Regions from separate parts of the Homo sapiens genome. Here region 1 is linked to region 2. A link is a contact called in ENCODE Hi-C or POLR2A ChIA-PET data. All regions are on one chromosome and are shown on one strand. The core of a region is the stretch at or near the end of the contact, and the rest is flanking DNA. Distances in the headings are between cores, read along the strand shown. Region 1 has its middle 49 kb from the start of LINC00954. Region 2 has its middle 83 kb from the start of LINC00954.

Region 1 (5,709 bases), core at 1,353-3,852, 33 kb after region 2:
CTTCAAGGTCAGTCTTTGCTCTTAAGACCTTCAACTGATCGGATGAAGCCCATTCACATTATGGAGGGTGGTCTGCTTTACTTCAAGCCTACTGATTTAAACATTAATCTCATCTTTAAAAATACCTTCATGGAAGTATGTAGAATAATGTTTGACCAAATATCTGAGCACCATGGCCAAGTTGGCACCAAAAATTTGCCATCACAATACCTCCTTCAAGAAGCCCTTTCTAGGGAGCAACCCACTGAACAGTTTCAGAACGTAGCCTTCCTCCCACGCAGCATCCCATGCCTTGAGGTTACTATGGTGTTTTACAAACATGTCAATCTCACCTACTTGAATCCGCACACCTCAATGGCAGAATCACTTCCAATTCATCTCTGTAGCCTGCTACCAGCCCAAACCTGACAGAGATGGCTCAGTGTCTGCCGATTGAAAGAACGAATGATCCCTGTAGGAGCTGGGGGAAGCTGATCCTACTTCCTCTCTCTTGAGAGGGTCTTGCTTCTCTCAAAACATCTTTTCAATAGACATTTGAACATGCAAAATAGAGGGGTTTTTTTGTTTTTTCTTTTTTTTTTTTTTTTTTTTTTGAGACGGAGTCTCTTTCTGTCGCCCAGGCTGAATGGAGTGCAGTGGCGCGATCTCAGCTCACTGCAAGCTCCTCCTCCCAGGTTCATGCCATTCTTCTGCTTCAGCCTCCTGAGTAGCTGGGACTATAGGTGCCTGCCACCACGCCTGGCTAATTTTTTGTATTTTTAGTAGAGACGGGGTTTCACCGTGTTAGCCAGGATGGTCTCGATCTCCTGACCTCGTGATCCGCCCTCCTCAGCCTCCCAAAGTGCTGGGATTACAGGCGTGAGCCACAGTGCCAGGCCCAAAATAGAGTTTTAAGGCAACCCAGTGTGGTTTCTTCATGGGGAGACAAGGTACACATGAGACCAGTTAAAGATTATAGCACACAAACCTCACTTAATACCAAGTTGGTACTACAAATAGTACCTTGAGTAACCCACTGTAAGTCTTTCTACTGATCATTTCTAACCAATGAGGGAAACACTTTAGGTATCCTGGATAAAAGCACCTTGAAGTCAGGATCTGAACATTGTAACAGGCCCTCTTGCATCTCACTCTGGACCAGGTTCTGAGCTGGTGTCTTTCTGGATGTCAGATCTGAAAACCCTGCAAACTAAACACATCTGATTCCCAAACCATCTCCTTGCAGTCAGGAATGGCCCATGCAGTGACGCATTCATGGAGGGGCTCCCACAGTTCCCAGCCCTGCCAAATCACTGACATGCTTCCCCAGACACTATGAATGGTGCCAGCAAGTCCCGCTGGAAGCCGAGTCTCCTCATGTCCTGATTCTGTTCTGTCTTCAGACAGACTCAGAGGGGAACATGAGCATGAAACACACAGCAATGTGGCCATCAGCCAGGGACATCAGAGCCCAACCCACTTCTTCTTGGGGTGAAGACAGACCTAGCATTGACAGCAGAGGGAGGTGTGATTTCCCCAGCAAAGTCCAGACTTCCTCACTGGGAGCTTTAGAAACCTCCAGGTGTGAAGGTTACTTAATAGGTGTTGAGTATAGGATCAGGGATCCATGAGGCCAGGAGGGTCAAAGAAGGAAAGGGAGCCTGGGCTAGGGAATGGCCTGAGGGTGAAGGACCTCTCCCCACCACCTTCATTTCTGGACTATTTGATGAAGGAAGGAGCAACCATTGCTCTTCACTGGTGTCGGCGGGAGGGGGGAAATACAGGTCTGGGAGATCTGCCTCTGATTAGCTGAGTGGCTCTCAGCAAGCTCCTTAAAAGTCCTGGTTTGTGTCACAGTGGAGGGGAGGTGATGGAGGACAGGCAGTCCTCGGGTGATTAATGGTGTCTGGGTTTCCACCTCCAGAATTAGTGCTCTAACTCTCTTCTGAGAACTGGATGCAAGAGTCTTTAGCTGGAGAGGTGCTCCCTTTCACTCCCCACCCACACACCCTGCTAAGTGCAGAGCCAGGCACACAGATTTCTCCATCAACAGCTCTTGGATTGATGAAGAAAAGCCTTCTAAAGGGAAAACATTGTTTTTCCTTGATTAGGGTGGGTTAGCAATGAATGAAGTTCCAGGACCCTGAATTCCAAATGGCTTCTCACTTGGGTCAGGTGCTTTCCTTGGTGGTGTTCTGCCTGGGGGGTCTTCTCCTGAGAACAAGGCCTATACCTTCTCCTGTCTTACCCTCTTAGCCAAGAACAGGACCAGACACCAGCTGCGTACTAGGTGAAGCTCCGGGGTGGAGGGGCATACATAGATGAAGGGATGGATAGAGACACTGAATGTGTTTGTGAAAGAGCACCCGGCCTCTGTAGACCCTGCCTTGGCCTGAACTGGATTTCCCTGTTCTAGTCATCACCCAGCCTTTGCTCTGCAGGGAAATATATGGGTGAGCGGAGAGCCACACATACTTCCCCAGTGAGCTTCAGCTCGCCCCCTCACCATCAATCTCCAGGAGGCTGGCTCCCCAAGTGGCTCATTGTTTCTGGTTTTATCTGAAACAAAAATAGACTCTTGCAAACATTCCAGTCTTGAGGTCATCAGTTCATAGGCCTCATCCAGCCCTGGCTGATGTTCCTCCCTCGAGCTCACTGAGGACACTGTGGCTGCCTAGGCACAGCTGGCTTCATTGCCATTGTGGCTTATTCAACACAGCATGTTCTTCCCTCAGGCCTTTTAGATGGTCCTTGGATATGAAGCTGTTCACAGACAGCAATGCCAAGCACTCAGACACCTTAAATAGCTGCCAAGACACAGACCTCCAGGGCCAATCATGTCCCTTTTGGGGAATGACTCAGTTACCACTCATGAGAGCCATCATGACTTCTCAGGGCCCCCAGGGCATACTGCATGGACAGGGCTTTCTTCCCATAATTCATTCCATGCTATGGGTGTTTGTCTATGTATCTTGCCCTGTCATTGGAGGGGAAGCTTCTGGTGGGTAGGAGCCAGGTCTGATTCAGCCCCAGGACCTTGCCAGGGAATATAACCAAATTCCTTCCTAGACAATTTTGTTAAAAGAGGCCGCATCAGGAAATATTTATTTATTTATTTATTTATTTATTTATTCATTCATTCATTCATTCATTCATTCACTCATTTACGGAAGGATAGACTAAAAGACACCCACTCATGCTATAGATTCTGGAATGTTCATGTTAAATTCGGCCAGGTCGTCAAAGCTGTTTGTCCAGCCTGTATCCTTTGACCACCACCTCCCATTCTTTTTTCCTGACTTGGATATTGTCACTGTGGCCCCTGCTTGCACTGGGAACTGGTGTGAGAAAGAGCCATTGGGAGACACTCCGATTGAGTTTTGGAAGGAAAGCCATCCAGTTCTTGACACATTGCCCCACTGTTGTCTAAGATTTTTCCTAAGAATCTGGTTTGTTATTATCCTATGGGTGCTGCTACTGCTCAGATTTCCCTATTTGCCTTTGCTGCTAAGAAGTTTATAGACTAATTGGTGGCCCATCGCTGGGAATGCATACACAGGATTGCAGTTTGAGGATTAATCTTACCTCCAACATTTTTATTTTCATACCCCTATTTTCCCTTTGCCCAACCCCCTATATTTTATTGTATCTTGCTGTTTATAAACTGCCCCAGGTTTGAGACCAGTTGAGGTCTAAATTTATTAATTAATAGATTAACTTATTTTAAAGTGTTATGAGGCCGGGCACGATTGCCTGTAACCCCAGCACTTTGAGAGGCCAAGGCAGGCAGATGGTTTGAGCTCAAGAGTTCAAGACCAGCCTGGGCAATGTGACAAAACCCTGTTTCTACAAAAAAATTAGCTGGGTTAGCTAGTTGTGGTGGCACACTCCTGTAGTTCCAGCTACTCAGGAGGCTGAGGCAGGAGAACTGCTTGTGCCCAGAAGGCAGAGGTTATAGTGAGACAAGATAGCGCCGAGATAGCGCCTTTGCACTCCAGCCTGGCCAACAAAAGTGAAATCCTGTCTCAAAAAAAAAAATTTTTTTTTAATTTTTTAAGTTTTATCAATGAGGGTAGGTGAAGTTTTGCTACATAATAAATAATCCCAATATCTCAGTGGTTTAACAACACGAAGATCAATGTGTGAATTTATTTACAACACTCCCTTATTTATTTCTAATGCAGCATTGCTAGGAGCTATGCTCCAGGCCATCACCATTAGAGGTTGCAACCTGACATAAACTTCTATTTGACATATGCTTCCATGATCACTGCAGCAGAAAGGGGAGGGTAAGCATGCATTGGCTCTTAAAGATGCCACACATTACTTCTGCTCACCTTTCACTGGTCCAAGTATGTCATATGGCCATAACTGATTACAAGCAGAGCAGAGAAGTACAAAACTACCATCCACCTGAAAGGTGGAACACCAGAATATTCATGAATTCTGTTCATGGCAAACACAATGCAAGCACAACCATATAATATACCATTCAAATTGGGACACTTTTGAGAGTGGAAGGAGGATCTAACAGTAAGAAAAACTAAATAATTTTCTTAAGATTTATGTGTTGCCTTGCAAATTGATTATTTTATTGATAGACCATAAAATTATTCTATTCAAAAACTAATTTCAAAAATAAAATTTCTGGCCAGGTGCAGTGGCTCACGCCTGTAATCCCAGCACTTTGGGAGGCCGAGGAGGGCGGATCACTTGAGGTCAGGAGTTCAAGACCAGCCTGGCCAACATGGTGAAACTCTGTCTCTACTAAAAATACAAAAATTAGCGGGGCATGGTGGCGGGCGCCTGTAATCCCTGCTACTCAGGAAGCTGAGGCAGAAGAATGGCTTGAACCCCGGCAGGTGGAGATTGCAGTGAGCTGAGATCGCGCCATTGTACTCCAGCCTGGGTGACACAGCGAGACTCCATCTCAAAAAAAAAAAAAGTAAATAAAATTTCTTCTAAAACTATAATATAGACTTGTGTACATCAAGTCAAAAAAATATGTTGTAAAGATGTCAACAATAGATACTGGGGACTACTAGAGGTGGGAGCAAGGGAGGGGGCAAAGGTTGAAAAACTGTTGGGCTCTCTGCTCAGCATGTGGGTGGCTGGATCATTCACACCCCAAACCTCAGCATGACTCAATATACCCAGGTAACAAACCTGCACACGTACCCCCTGAATCTAAAATAAAAGTTAGAAAAAAAAGTTTTAAACCCATAAAATAAAATAAAATTATCCTTTCTTTTCCAACTAGGAAAAGAGACAGAGATTTTGGAAATTGTGAAGAAAAAGGACTTTCTACTCAACAGAAAAACTGAAAGAATATAAATAAATAATCACTGACAAGGAAATATAGTTAAGCAATATGAAAAATGCCCAACTTCATTCTTAATAAAAGAAATGCAGATTGAAATTTTTTTTAAAAATTTAATCTCTATGTTGATCATCTGAACATTAAAAAATAATGTAAAGAGAATAATTTATGTTTGATATGGATTTGCATATTTAATTCTGTTTCCTAGACATATCACCCTCTAATATTGTATCACCAAATTTTTCGAAGATTGTAATTTTTTCAAGCTGATCTTATCATTTTAGACTTTGCCATAAAATTGCCTGCAATTTTCTTCAAATTGCATGTTATGATTCATATATTTGAAGTCATCGATTCTTTGAATTGGCCCTTCTTTGTAGAGCACAATTTTTTTAATTGAGAAAACATTT
Region 2 (5,918 bases), core at 2,775-5,274:
TTTGAACTTGAGAGAGATAATTTAGGGTACCTGGCAGAAGAAATTTCTAAGCAGTAAAGCATTCAAGAGATGACTTGGGTGCTGTTAAGAGCATTCAATTTTAAAAGGGAAACAGAGCATAAAAGTTTGGAAAATTTGCATCCTGACAATGCGATAGAAAAGAAAAATCCATTTTCTGAGGAGAGATTCAAGCCTGCTGCAGAAATTTGCTTAACGAGGAGCCCAATATTAATCCCCAAAACAATGGGGAAACTGTCTCCAGGGCATGTCAGAGGTCTTCAAGGCAGCCCCTCCCATCACAGGCACAGAGGCCTAGAAGAAAATAGTTTCCTGGGCCGGGCCCAGGGTCCCTTTGCTGTGTGCAGCTTAAGGACTTGGTTCCCTGTGTCACAGCTGCTCCAGCCATGGCTGAAAGGGGCCAACATAGAGCTCGGGCCATGACTTCAGAGGGTACAAGCCCCAAGCCTTGGCAGCTTCCAAGTGATGTCGAGCCTGCCAGTGCACAGAAGTAAAGAATTGGTGTTAGGGAACCTCTGCCAAGATTTCACAGGATGTATGAAAATACCTGGATGTCCAGGAAGAAGTTTGCTGCAGGGGTAGGGCTCTCATGGAGAACCTCTGCCAGGGCAGTGCAGGAGGGAAATGTGGGGTTGGAGCCCCCACACAGAGTCCTTACTGAGGCACCACCTAGTGGAGCTGTGAGAAGAGGACTACCATCCTCCAGACTCCAGAATGGTAGATCCACCTATAGCTTGCACCACGTGCCCAAAAAAGCCACAGACACTCAACACCAGCTCATAAAAGAAGCTGGGAGGGAGGCTGTACCACAGCGGCCGAGCTGCCCAAGACCATGGGAAACCACCTTTTGCATCAGCGTGACCTGGATGTGAGACATGGAGTCAGAGGAGATCATTTTGGAGTTTTAAGATATGACTGCCCCGCCCATCCCATTTGCCTCTGTTCTCTTTTTCCATTCTGCAGATGTTTGGAGTCAGATCACTGTCTTTGGAAGGCAGTGTTTGGAGGAAGAGCACTTGCCAAAAGACCTGGCTCTACTGCTGCAACGGGGAAGTCAGGCGCCTGCAAAGGGCTTGGTCAGGACAACAGCAGCTCACCTCCCTGGCATGGACTCCTAACAGGCCCCTCAGTATCAGTCAGATACAGCCCCAGCCATTTGCCTTCCCTGCCCCCACTGCCCCCACACCTTCCCTTGTCCCCATCACTACCCTGCCTGCTGAGAATGCTCACTCAAAATCCACCCCCACTGCAGGAAGCCTTCCCTGACCACTACCCTTCAAACACACACACACACACACACACACCATACACACATTATAAACACATACCACACACACACAACCCACACTACACATACCACACACACATATGGTATGTGGGGCCAGGGGCAAAATGATATGGTTCGGCTCTGTGTCCCCACCCAAATCTCATCTTGAATTGTACTCCCATAATTCCAACGTGTTGTGGGAGGGACCCAGTGGGAGATAATTTGAGTCATGGGGGCAGTACAAACACATACCACACACACACCCCACACTACAAACACATACCACACATACACCCCACACTACAAATACACAACACACACACATCCCACACTACAAATACATACCACACACACACCCCATACACACACTACAAACACATACCACACACATACAACCCACACTACAAACACATACCACACACATACCCCATACACACAACACACACACTATACACATATACACACCACAGTCACATACCACACACGTTACATATACATACTACACACACTGTAAACACCATACACACATAACATGCCACACACATGCTACCCTACACACGCACACACATCCCTCCCACCAACCAGGCAACAGTGGCTTTCTTTTTCACAAAATCTGACTGCGTTGACTGCAGCTCTTCATGCAAAGCAACCAGAATAGTACCTGGCAAGTGTGGCCTTCTCCTTCCCCACCTGGGCCCTGAACATACCTGGTCTGTAGCCAGGGTTGCCCTACCTCTCCACAGAGCAAGAACCTGAAGGGTTTAGGTGGAGAGTGAGTCGACAGCCACATTCAGGTAACTGGGAAGATACCCAGGAGCGGGCTGGCCACACTCGGGGATGGTTTGAGGGTGATATGCAGATGACGCCACTCACCCCTGCAATGCTGCTTCACTCTTCAGAACCAGCACAGCCCAAACTGCTCAACAGTGTTTCATCCAAGCAAATGAGAGGCAGATTCCTTAATAAAGAAACAAAACAAAAGAGACCCACGCACTGAGAGTAGGAGGCTGGTTCTGACCTGACTCTGCCATGAACTCCCCGAATGACCTTGGACCAATCACTTGAGCTGCCCAGACCTCAGTTTACACTATATGTAAAAGAGGAATCGTTTTTCCCGGGGCCCTCTCACAGGATGGCTGTGATTACCCATGGAACAAGCAACAACTAAGGGCTTGCAAAGTTAAAGTGCCAGACAAAAAAGTCTCCCTGGTAGAGGTTGCAACTTCCTCAACCCCTGAGAGGTGACAAGGTAGATATCAGCAATTGGACTTACCTCCCAATCTAAGTCCAGGCATATGGCTTCCCCAATGCCATAAAGGGAAAGACAGGAAATTACTTTTTCCCTGAGGGTGCTGAACTAGGCAGATAGCCAGCCTATTGTTATTCAATGTCAGAGTCAAAAATCCTGAGAGACCTCGATACCCCTCACAACAGTGTCAAAACTGGAACAATCTTAACACACACACACACACACACACACACACACACACACAAAACTTTCACTTTCATCATCCCCGGGCATCCCACTCAGGGCATAAAGCACGCCTGGGAACAAGAATCACAGGTTTCCTACCTCGCTGGAGACTTCACAATGACCCAGGGCCCCTAAGAGTTCCAAATATAGTCCAGGCTCCCAGAGCCAAGGCAGTGACTGGCCAGAGCCTCCCCATTTAGGGGTACTGACCTGAGTGCCATCTACCCGTCAAAGTGCTTGAGCCACAACAACAACCCCTGAACGTGAGGCTGATTAAAGAGGGTTACGTGAACTGCCGAATTAAGCCGTCCAAAATTGGATAAAGTGATTGTGAAATCTGTTTTGAGTCAACCTATACATGTCTCATTGCAGGAAAATGTCTCGGTAAGAGTTCATGGAGAAAAAGTCTGGCAACTCATTGTTGGCTGACCTTCCTGGGCTCCTAATATTCAGTTCCCCAAAAGGCATCTTAGCCATGTAATTTCCAATATGGGAACAATTTGAGTTGCAATTAGGCAAATCTCAGAAGGTTCTGCCACTGATTTGTTCATTCTCTCAATATTATTCTATAGGACACACTAAAATACTGCACCAGGTTCACGCAGAGGACAATTAGGACTGCTGCATGTCAGGTTACAGAGGCTGGGTAAACACATCCATGTCGCCATTCAGGAATGGTGTCGTTAGGCCTGCAGAGCTGGGCACAGGGCCCTCTGCCCCAAAGGACACCTACTAATGGCTCTGTGGGGGACAGAGGCTGTTAGCAACCCAGAGCTTTGGGCTGTGGTGATGGCAGGTCCAGAGCAAGTGGAGAGGGGGTCAGGGTAGCTAGCAGCCGGAATGCAACCCTGGAGATTGTAGATGAAGGAAAGCTAACAGACAACCCCTGGCAGTAACATTAGATTTTGTTAAAAGCTACATCTTTCACTGAGCACCTCCTCTGTGTCAGGCTCAAGCCAGGGCCCAGGGACACTGAGATGAAAAAGACATAGCTCTTGACCTCAAGAAGCCCAGTGGGAGGGCATATCAGCAAGCCCAATTATGATAAAAGATAAATTACAATCAAGATACTATTTTCAAAAGTGCCAAGAAAGCACAGAAAAGGAAGAGTTTGATTCGCCTGCAGTGTAAGAATAAGCTTCCCATCGAAGGGCATATTTGAGCAAGCCTTGATGCATGGCTAAGAGTAGGGCAGGTAGAGAGGAGAGAAATGGCCATTTTAGAGGAGAATGCTTGGTTGGGATGAGTTGGCACTTTCTGAGCCATGAGTGCCTCCCAAGGACTGAGTCATGTTCCTCTTTTTCAGTAAGCAAAAACTGCTAGTCTTCAGTTTATCTCAGGCCTGCCTCCAGGGAGAAGAAACTGTCATTCCAGTCCCCTTTGAGGCATATTTGGGTTTCCCCGGACTCCTGTTATGATTTGCTCTTTGTCCCCAGGTGGCTAGTTTACTCCCAGCGAAGAGGAATGTCTGGATTCTCCTCTAAGCCCTTTGCACAAAGTGCAGAAGCTGTCTCATCCCTTCCTGACCAAGCACATGACTCCGACCAGATTCTGCTAGAATTCAAGCATAGGTGAGGGCAAAGCCAGCCTTGACTGGGGACCTGCAGAGCAAGGCCTGAGTCAGGTTTATCTTTGTTTTTCCTTTGCCCCCACACCTACTCAGGCCCAGCTCTCAGGATCAAGTGTGTGGGTGAGTGAAGAAGCCCAAGTCAATAGCCGGGCAGTGCCTGGATGGTTAAGGGAGCACTCAAATCTCAACCTTGGGATCTGGTTAAGGGGCCGAATCACAAGCAGGAGAGAGGGGAAAAATGGGGCAATTAGTCTCAGGAACGAAAGGCAGAGGTAAGTTGTGTCAGGGCCACGTGTGGAGTGAGATTCAGGGACCATATAGGTCTGGAAGCCAGGAAGGAGAGTGGGTCGCCACCGGGCAAACCCAGCTTCCCAGAGCAAGAGAACCTTAGGAAGCATGCAGGGCGACTGCGGAGGCAGAATCAACAACTCAGCATGGCTCCGCGTGGTGGGCATCCTGCTAAAAACCACCTTCCGATCACAGTGGGAGTCGATTTGCACTTTGTAAACAGAGTTCCCTTCCCTGACACAGGAGTACCCCTTCCTCCATGAATTTCCTTTGGCATCTTCCTGCAGGTGACATGGATAGGCAGCTGCCACTTTCCACCCACGAAGAAACCCTGAGGATGAAAACTACCCAGGAACACTGCATGACAACTGCAGCAGCCCCGCACTCTATCCCTGGGCCTCTTGCTCAACTGAGAAAAATAAGCCCTATTTGTTTAAACCAACTATTCCACTTTTTCTTTTCAAGCAGCCAAATTCACTCCCTGATACACCTGACACTGGGCAGGTACTTGGTAAATGCGCATGGATGCTCCTGAGTCATCAGATAGCAGGAAAGATGCAGATGATCCCTGTGGATGAAATGCCTTGCCTTGGCTTCCAGCTGCGTGATGCTGTTCAAACTTCAAATCAGCCCCACAGACACCCCTTCTCCTCTCTTTCTCCTTCACACACACATCTCCTTTGAGTGCAGAGAGGCTACCGTTCCTGCAACAGAATCTGCCTTCCAATCGCAAGGTCACTCATCAAGGTGCTGCTTAAGCTGGGATTATTTCTTAATGATGTTCTAGGAGGGACAAAGCAGGAGCTCTCACCTATAAGTCCCGGAGCCAGGCCCTTCATGCGTCCCCGTCCCAGTCTCCTCATCTGGTAAATAGGGGTTAAAATTATTCCACAAGTCATAGATGGGGTAAAAAATGCTCCTTTTGGAAGTAAGAGTTTATTTCTGTCATGGTTAGTATTTTCTCATTTGTTTCTGGCTGAATGAAAGGTCTGCTGCTTCTTAATGATACTCCTGGTGCTGGGCATGGTGGCTTATGCCTGTAATCTCAGTACTTTGGGAGGCCGAGGTAGGAGGATCACTTGAGCCCAGGAATTTGAGACCAGCCTGGGCAACATAGCAAGACCCCCCCTCTACAAAAATAAAAATAAAAAAATTAGCTGATGTGGGGGTGCACACCTGTATTCCTAGCTACTCTGGAGGCTGAGGCAGGAGGATCACTTGAGCCCAGGAGTTTGAGATCACAGTGAGCTATGATCCTGCTGCTACACTCCAGCCTAGGTGACAGAGTAAGACCCTGTCTC

Evidence for each region. A loop is a pair of places that touch in the nucleus more often than their neighbours do. ChIA-PET counts read pairs that join two places held with the same protein, here RNA polymerase II (POLR2A). Pooled maps may share reads with other maps.
Region 1: a map of PC-9 shows a loop between it and region 2 (9-fold over the local background). The contact joins two enhancer-like sites. A Hi-C loop is called at or near these places in 3 of 168 maps with a recorded cell type or tissue (PC-9, endothelial cell of umbilical vein and posterior vena cava) and 2 of 50 pooled maps. POLR2A ChIA-PET finds 5 or more read pairs at or near these places in 3 of 52 experiments (MCF 10A, Panc1 and T-cell).

The regions. Positions count from the first base shown.
Region 1 is chr2:19,816,894-19,822,602 of GRCh38, forward strand. No RefSeq gene overlaps it. Among named protein-coding and RNA genes, the nearest start is that of LINC00954, 49 kb to the right of the region's middle. Within about 2 kb of position 2,603, at least 4 of the 41 ENCODE cell types and tissues checked have a DNase peak (open chromatin) inside an H3K27ac peak, as active enhancers do; they include PC-9, where a contact is called at or near this core.
Region 2 is chr2:19,782,592-19,788,509 of GRCh38, forward strand. No RefSeq gene overlaps it. Among named protein-coding and RNA genes, the nearest start is that of LINC00954, 83 kb to the right of the region's middle. RefSeq lists an enhancer at 3,555-4,754. Within about 2 kb of position 4,025, at least 8 of the 41 ENCODE cell types and tissues checked have a DNase peak (open chromatin) inside an H3K27ac peak, as active enhancers do; they include PC-9, where a contact is called at or near this core.